Regions from separate parts of the Homo sapiens genome. Here regions 1 and 2 are each linked to region 3. A link is a contact called in ENCODE Hi-C or POLR2A ChIA-PET data. All regions are on one chromosome and are shown on one strand. Each heading gives the region's core, a stretch centred on a gene start or an enhancer-like site at or near the end of the contact. The rest is flanking DNA. Distances are from core to core; before and after follow the strand shown. Region 1 holds the start of C2orf69 (chromosome 2 open reading frame 69). Region 2 holds the start of TYW5 (tRNA-yW synthesizing protein 5). Region 3 holds the start of HYCC2 (hyccin PI4KA lipid kinase complex subunit 2).

Evidence for each region. A loop is a pair of places that touch in the nucleus more often than their neighbours do. ChIA-PET counts read pairs that join two places held with the same protein, here RNA polymerase II (POLR2A). Pooled maps may share reads with other maps.
Region 1: a map of CD8-positive, alpha-beta T cell shows a loop between it and region 3 (12-fold over the local background). The contact joins the promoter of C2orf69 here to the promoter of HYCC2 in region 3. A Hi-C loop is called at or near these places in 2 of 168 maps with a recorded cell type or tissue (CD8-positive, alpha-beta T cell and naive thymus-derived CD4-positive, alpha-beta T cell) and 6 of 50 pooled maps.
Region 2: a map of naive thymus-derived CD4-positive, alpha-beta T cell shows a loop between it and region 3 (17-fold over the local background). The contact joins the promoter of TYW5 here to the promoter of HYCC2 in region 3. A Hi-C loop is called at or near these places in 1 of 168 maps with a recorded cell type or tissue (naive thymus-derived CD4-positive, alpha-beta T cell) and 6 of 50 pooled maps. POLR2A ChIA-PET finds 5 or more read pairs at or near these places in 1 of 52 experiments (T-cell).

What each region holds. Positions count from the first base shown.
Region 1 is chr2:199,909,881-199,912,580 of GRCh38, forward strand. C2orf69 (chromosome 2 open reading frame 69) reads left to right here and starts at 1,413. Exons shown (of 2, transcript NM_153689.6): 1 at 1,413-1,891. The coding sequence starts at 1,559. LOC101927687 (a long non-coding RNA gene) reads right to left here and starts at 1,266. Exons shown (of 4, transcript XR_923766.4): 1 at 1,145-1,266. RefSeq lists an enhancer at 1,545-1,734.
Region 2 is chr2:199,954,216-199,956,915 of GRCh38, forward strand. It overlaps TYW5 (tRNA-yW synthesizing protein 5), which reads right to left and starts at 1,276. Exons shown (of 8, transcript NM_001039693.3): 1 at 1,178-1,276. The coding sequence starts at 1,255. It overlaps MAIP1 (matrix AAA peptidase interacting protein 1), which reads left to right and starts at 1,367. Exons shown (of 5, transcript NM_001394955.1): 1 at 1,367-2,033. The coding sequence starts at 1,584. RefSeq lists enhancers at 920-2,119, 1,230-1,349, 1,520-1,679, 1,700-1,799.
Region 3 is chr2:201,070,361-201,073,060 of GRCh38, forward strand. HYCC2 (hyccin PI4KA lipid kinase complex subunit 2) reads right to left here and starts at 1,311. Exons shown (of 13, transcript NM_001321623.1): 1 at 1,250-1,311. It overlaps NDUFB3 (NADH:ubiquinone oxidoreductase subunit B3), which reads left to right and starts at 1,641. Exons shown (of 3, transcript NM_002491.3): 1 at 1,641-1,699. RefSeq lists enhancers at 784-923, 914-1,539, 1,024-1,293, 1,314-1,403, 1,540-2,163.

The sequences.
Region 1 (2,700 bases), core at 163-2,662, 1.2 Mb before region 3:
TTTTAACCAGTTATTTTAGAAAGCGGCAGATTTCCTTAGTAATTAATTGAATAATTTTTGATTGATAACAATATTTTGATGTCAGATGGAATGCAACAATTTAGACCAGAGTAGGTTAGCATACTAAGTCACCAAGTCTATACATATATATAAATCATATTTTATCATTTGCTCATTTATGTTCCTACTCCAAGCCATTTGTTATTATTTGCATATGTAGACCAAAGAAAACAGTATGTGTGCTTAAATACACATATATAAACTCCGAACAATTATATATAAAGTGCTTAGATTTCTGGCCTATAGTAAACCCTCAACAAATGTTGGCTGTAGTTTTTTGTAATTTTCATTAATTATTCTCTTTACAGTGCTTTGTCTCACAAGTACTTGGATCTCATCCTCGCTCGCACACATTTCCCTGTTTTGTTTGTTTTTGGTTTATTTTTTGAGACAGGGTCTGCTTCTGTTGCCCAGGCTGGAGTGCAGTGGTGGGATCACAACTCATTGCAGCATACAACTCCTGGGCTCAAGCGATCCAATCTCCCATCTCAGCCCTCCCAGTAGCTTGGACTATAGGCATGCACCACCACGCCCGGCTAATTAAAAAAAAAAATTTAGTAGAGACAAGGCCTCCCTATGTTGCCCAGGCTGGTTTCAAACTGCTGGACTCAAGTGATCCTCCGCCTCGGCCTCCCACAGTGCTGGGAGTACAGGCCTGAGCATACATTTCGCCAAATCTTATTCCTACTCAACTGGCCACAGATAGTTGCTGGACACACATGACTTTCCTACACTGTTTAGTTTTTGAAAACCTCCAAATAGCAAAACACCAAGTAAAGCGTACTGCCTCGCCCCGTTTTTTTCCTGTCCTAGATCATGTACCCTGTTCCCAAACAGAGATGAATTAGCTTCATATCTAACCACAAATTCTCCATGAGCACAGAGATCTTCGTATATCTATAATAATTGTACTCAGGAAACTCAAGGTATGAGGAGAGAGATTCCCTTCCTTCGGGGCTTGTAGGAGACTTCCCACGGAATCTTCTTTGGGAATGTCTCCCTTTTAAGCCCTGAAAGACCAGATAAATCTCAGGTGAACCTAGAGAAACAGGGAGCTTCGTATACTCAAAAGTCTATACATTACGTATTATTGAACGGCGACCTGCGGCCGCCCCTGCTGCTGCGCATGCTCCATAACTGCCGCTTGCTATAGCTGGGAGTACTGTATTATCTCTTTGCTCTTCGCCGGCTCTTCCCCAGACTTCTGTTCGAACTTCCCGGCCGCGGCAGAACCCACCAATCACAAACGCCCTTCCTCAAGCCACGCCCACCGTCTTCTCCGGGATCCCAAGACCGATTTCGCCCACACCCCTCCCTTCCTTTCCTTACGCACGCTGCGCGCGGACGTCGGCCTCTGACGTCGTCGCCTCAGCGCCGGCTCCCGGCCGGGCCGCGGCCGCCGACCGTTGAGCCGCCGGCTGAGCCGCCTGCTGAAGTCCCTCCCTCAGGAACCCCTCCGCCACCCTCCACCTCCGAACCGCTCTCGCGGCGGCGACCCATGTGGGGGTTCAGGCTCCTGCGGTCGCCGCCGTTGCTGCTCCTGCTGCCGCAGCTCGGAATCGGAAACGCCTCGTCCTGCTCTCAGGCCAGAACCATGAACCCGGGCGGCAGCGGCGGCGCGCGATGCTCCCTCTCGGCCGAGGTGCGCCGCCGTCAGTGCCTGCAGCTTTCCACCGTGCCTGGAGCCGATCCGCAGCGCAGCAACGAATTGCTCCTGTTGGCGGCGGCCGGGGAGGGACTGGAGCGGCAGGACCTCCCCGGGGACCCAGCGAAGGAGGAGCCGCAGCCGCCGCCCCAGCATCACGTCCTCTATTTCCCTGGGGATGTGCAGGTAACTCGGGGCCTGCCTGGGTATCTGTTCCTTCCTCTCGTGTATACGTACGCGGTCACTGATTCTTCCCTCGTGGCTGCTGCCTGGTTCCTTTCCTTGCCTGAACACACCCACACATTCACTGAGGGTGGCTCTTCCTCTACTCCACGAAATCCAAAACCGTGCCTTCCACGCCCTTGGCGCCCTTTGTCCATAGAACCCCATGGGGAAGGTGTCCGACGAGGGCTACGATCTCGAAAGAGCCAGCTGTCGGTCCAGGTTTCCAAGAGGCGGAATTTGAGACAGGGAGTGACACGCATCTTGTATATTTATTCTATAATTTGGTTTCTCAGAGGACCGTGTGTGTGTGTTGGGCAGGGGACAGAGCGATGGCTTTCAAATTAAGTTAGCACGTAGTGTTTAGAAAACGGTGGCAGTAATTAAAAACCAAACAAACATTACAAAGGTATGACATCCAGTAACCCTAAAAAAGAGTGGGGATGGGTGGAAGAAAAGGGACAATAATTATTAAGCATGTCAATGTTTTGATGCTCACCTCTTTTGTACTTTTGCTTTTGCATGTTATGTTTATTATTTTATAGCTGCAGGTAAATATCCGTGGTTATGTTGCCCTGAAAACTGGGTCTTAATCTAACGTTGCATTATCTAATATGGTAGCCATTAGCCATATATGGCTATCTGAATTAATTAAAATTAAATAAAACTAAAAATCCAGTTATTCATATTAGCTGCATTTCAAGTGCTCAGTAGCTACAGATGGCTTGCGTGTGCTGTATTGGACAGCACAGATATATAGCATTATCATAGAA
Region 2 (2,700 bases), core at 26-2,525, 1.1 Mb before region 3:
CTCAGCCTCCAGAGTAGCTGGGAATACAGGCGTGCGCCACCACGCCCGGCTAATTTTTGTATTTTTTGTACAGACGGGGATTCACCATATTGGCCAGGCTGGTCTTGAACTCCTGACCTCAAGTGATCCACCGACCTGGGCCTCCCAAAATGTTAGGATTACTGGCATGAACCACGGCGCCCAGCCCATCCGACTTTTGTAACACTCAGAATTGTAGTTTTGTTTGTTTGTTTGAGACCGAGTTTAGCTCTTGTTGCCCAGGCTGGAGTGCAGTGGCGCGATCTCGGCTCACTGCAACCTCCGCCTCCCGGGTTCAAGCGATTCTCCTGCCTCAGCCTCCCGAGTAGCTGGGATTACAGGTATGGGCCACCACCATGCCCGGCTAATTTTGTATTTTTAGTAGAGATGGGATTTCTACTGGCTGGTCTTGAACTCCTGACCTCCGGTGATCCGTCCGCCTCGGCCTCGCAAAGTGCTGGGATTACAGGCGTGAGCCACCGCGCCCGGCCCCAGAACTGTAATTCTATGACCACCCTTATAAATGTAAATATCAGGTAAGAAAATTGCTGGGTATTTTTCCTACCATAAACTGACTTACTGTAATCCTGTGGATTTTTCCTTTTAATACCTTGTTTTTCTTAGGTCTGGACTCCCTTGAAAAGCACTGCAAGTAAAAGCACTTTTTGTTTCCCTAATATTTCTCTATGAGTTTTCTTTTAAAGACCTAAGGTTCTAACTACAGGTATAAAAGACTCCAATGTCGGAACTAGAACCTAAGTAAGTTAGAATTCAAGACGAGTAGGAGTTTTCCGGGGGAATCCCATTGCTTTCCTTTTTGGCTCAGTGGAGTGAAAAGTTGTGCCTTCAAATCCATTAATTCGGAGCAGACTGACAGATGCGGAGTAAAGAGTTTAGGCAAAATACCTCTCGCACTCAGCTCTCCGCCATCATCTTGCTCCCCAGAAACATGGGACTTTCTCCGGAAATTTCAATAGAGGAGCCAGTCGGCGTCCCCCGTGCACCTTTCCCTTGGTCTAAGGGCCAACCAGTGATCTGCTGCCGTCCTGCGCCTCTTTCCCACACCCTGGGTCTCTAAAAACCAGTTCCCAGCTGTCCGAAAGGTAAAGACGTGTCTCTCGCTGGTTTCTCGAGGTTCTGCCCCGCGCGAGGGCCTCACCTGTGGGTAGAGGTGCTGCATGAACTGCTCCCGAGAAACGCCCTCCAGCCGGGGTACCGGGAGGTGCTGCCCGGCCATGGTTGCTCACGCCTGCCCTCTTCCAGGTCTTCGGAACTTCGGCTCTAAAGCGTTCCTCAGCGCCATCCGCCCGGAAACACGAGCGACAGAGAAAAGGTCCGCGAGGCCGGCAGACTCCAGAGTGGCTGGGTCCGAGCGCGGGGCGGGTTGCCGAAGGGCCTCGGCCTGGGCTGCGTGCTGGAGAGCGGGGACGGGGCCGACTCACCAGAGGCTGCAGCAACAGGTCCACTTTGCTCTCCAGTCTCTTTCTCCGACACCGCTGAGGCGGTTTCCCACCGACTTCCTTTCCATACAGCACCGGCAGGCACCGGTGTGAAGGGTCATAAAAATGGCGCTGGCCGCTCGTTTGCTACCCCAGTTCCTGCACTCTCGGTCGCTGCCCTGCGGGGCCGTCCGACTCCGGACTCCTGCTGTGGCCGAGGTGAGGCTGCCGTCGGCCACACTTTGCTACTTCTGCCGCTGTCGCCTCGGCTTGGGAGCGGCGTTATTTCCACGAAGCGCTAGGGCCTTGGCAGCCTCGGCGCTACCTGCCCAGGGCTCCCGGTGGCCAGTGCTCAGCAGCCCGGGACTCCCCGCAGCCTTCGCTTCTTTCCCTGCCTGCCCTCAGCGCAGCTACAGCACGGAGGAGAAGCCCCAGCAGCACCAGAAAACCAAGATGATCGTCCTGGGATTCTCCAACCCCATCAACTGGGTTAGGACTCGAATTAAGGCCTTCCTTATCTGGGCCTATTTCGACAAAGAGTTCAGCATCACAGAGTTCTCCGAGGGAGCGAAGCAGGTTTGTTTATTTCCCTGATTGACCTATCCGTCTCTAATGAGTTCAACTATTGCTCGCAGAAGTGCTTAGCAGTGAGTTTTCTTCACTGGGATACAAGTGATCAAACGTGATTAGTGGCCCAGACATAGAGCCTTCCAGCCATTGCTTGACTTAAAGTAAGCTTCTGGGCCGGGAATGGTGGTACACGCCTGTAGTCTCAGCTACTTGGGAGGCTGAAGGGGAGGATCGCTTGAACCCAGGAGTTGGACGTTGTAGTGAGCTGTGATCGTGCCATTGCACTCCAGCCTGGGATACAGAGCCAGGCCCTGTCTCAGAAAGAAAAAGCTATATGGCTCATCTTGTCTGAACATAATTTTCAAATTTACAAAGTGGGCAAGACAATGCCTGGCACATAGTAGGCACTCCATGAATGTTTGCTGAATACATTAATAAATGGGTAAGATTGAAGAATAATTGAGATAACATTTCCAAAGTGCTGTAATGTCACCTTGGGTAGAAGAGCAGAACTTCCTGCCAGCTATTAGACAGAGCCGACCAATACACCACCCCATACTCCGTAAAGATTAAACTGGAGATGAGCAATTTTACCCTTTCAAAGGATTTGCTGAGACTGCCTGGTGGCTAAGTGCACAGCACCCTGCACACAGAAAATATTTAGCCTTTAGAG
Region 3 (2,700 bases), core at 61-2,560:
GACTTTTTTCTGCCGGGCACGGTGGCTCACGCCTGTAATCCCAGCACTTTGGGAGGCCGAGGCGGGCGGATCATCTGACGTCCGGAGTTCGAGACCAGCCTGACCAACATGGAGAAACCCCGTATCTACTAAAAATACAAAATTAGTCGGGCGTGGTGGCGCATGCCTGTAATCCCAGCTACTCCGGAGGCTGGGGCAGGAGAATGGCTTGAACCCGGGAGGCGAAGGTTGCTGTGAGCCGAGATCGCGCCATTGCACTCCAGCCTGGGCAACAACAGCGAAACTCCGTCTCAAAAAAAAAAAAAGTTTATTTTTTTCCCCATATTCAGACCACCACCTTATTTGCACAGTCCCTAACTTCCACAATATCCTGGGGGGAGGAAGGGATCTACCAACTAATTTTCTAGTCATTTTCCAACTTACACTGAGCTCCTACTGTACATTTTTAAAGGATTCCCCACTTTTCTGAAGATCTTTAAAAAATGTTGTCAGCCTTGACCCTCAAATAAATTCACGAACTACAAAACATGAACCTGGCCACATTCATCGCAAACTAGTATCTGTCAAGTCCATAATTGGGATAAGCTCTTCGTGACTACTCTATCCTCCATGCTACCACCCTTCGCCTAGAGAACCTGCCAATGTAAATGGCACTCAAGCCAATGAAAAAAGTGTTCTAACACATTAATAGGTTGCAAGACCTCCTCTCCCAGGAGGGACAACCTAGTTGTTTGGGTAAATAACAGCCAAAGATTACATAATGTACAGCAATAATGAGTGTTCAGAATCTGACCGCCAGTAAATATTTTTCTTCTCCGCTCCCCCTCACCACCCCCAGGAAATGGCCCTAAGAAGCAATCACTGGGATTTCTCTTAACTGTCTTCAATGCCGTGTCCTTTTCTCGCCTGGGGCTTTGTGCAAAGAATCCCTTCAGCCCTCACGACACCGCCTTGCTCCCGCCTCTCCTCCCTCTCTGCTGGCGCCACCGCAGCCCCCACGCCCTAGGTGGGCCCCCACGTCGCCCCACAAGGCTCGGCTTCCACCCGCCTCGGCTGCCGCCTTCTCCTCCTCACGACCCTCCCAAGATGCTACCTGGTTTACGAGAGGTTCCGGGACCACCAACACACCGGCTACCGCCTTTCCAGACCACCCTCGCCAGCTCCCGTCTGTAGTTTCCGCGGCCGAAGGAGAAGAAAACCCCTCTTCATCTAGCACTTTGCCTCCCCCAAAGACAGCACCGCCGCCTACCTGTCACCCTGCTGTCTCCGGCTTCCTACCGCCGCCGCCTCCCGCAGCAGCCTGCCAACTGCAGCGCAACAACCAACCCTCTCATTGGGTGAGAACACGCTCTCAACAACAGCCTCCCTTATTGGCTGCAGTATGCCGGCAGCCCCGCCCTGTGTGCGGTGTCTAAGGATTCCGTCCCCAAGCAAGGACAACATATTATCTTCCCCGCCCTTCTCTTTTCTACAGTATCTGTTACCTCAGTCAGATTGAGGATGCACATATACTGGGAAAATAATCGACTTCCAGCGTCCCTCATGTAGTCTCTACCTGATTCAGGAATCTCTAACCCAGTATCGGAACGTTAAGCGGCTTCTCCGCTTTCCTGCCGTGAGAAACTCGAGGTGACAACCTCCGTTTCCGGTTGGCTCCGGTTGCAGAGTTGAGTGTCCTGAGAGGTCAGATTGCTGTCAGGTAAATTAGGGAGTTGGTGGGAGGCCCGTTGATTAGGATTAAGAGCTAGACTCTATTCTGGGGAGTGCAGAAAAGGAGAGACTAAATGGAGAAGGATGGGAGGCTGGGAGGGAGATCAAAGAACTAGCAGGCGAGAACTAATGAAGTCCTAGTTTAGAGTTGGGGTAGGAAGAGGTGGTTGGAGGATTCAGTGATCATTACTGTAGTTGTTAAATCCAGGTGCTTGTTCCCGCTTCTGCCACACGCAAAATTGTCTTTGTTTGCCTTTGGATCGCAAAGGCAGAAGAACAGCATCACTAAAAGTAATAACAGTTCATTTGTTTTTTATGTTCTAATATTCATATAATCACAGTTTTTAATACGAGGAAGTTAAGATATATACTTGATAGTCTTCGGTAAACTAAAATTGCATGTAGTGGAAGTAGCATTATCTTCTTATTTCTTTCTTAGGGAAAGGATACCAGCACATTTTCTTAGAGCCAGCTTCCTTTAGTGGAGGTTGATCTTCATGAGACTTTTAGATTCACTTCAGACATAGATAGCTTTTAAAATTTTTGGTTGCATGTTTTTTCTTTATTTAACTAATTTCCTTACTGTTATTATTTGAGCTGCTCTGAAACGGAAATAACCACCATTTTTCAGTCCTCAGCACAATTTAAGTCAATTTTTCTATTTTTATTTTTTATTGTCAAGTATATATACAGAAGGGTGTATAAAACATACATTTTAAAAAATTATAACTAACAGAAGCAGACACTCCTGTATCCACCTCTTAGATTAGAAAATAAAGCATTGCCAATAACTTAGAACATGCAGTCTTAACAGGGGTGATTTTACATTTCAAGGGGTTGAAAATTGGTGGGGCCGGGGTCGGAATCTTAGTTACTACAATGATTTGTGTCCCTCCAAAGGGCCACAGTATATAAACAGTTATACAGTATATATGTAGTGTTAAATTTTCATGGCGGGGGGTGTGATTAGGAATAAAATGTCTAGAAAGG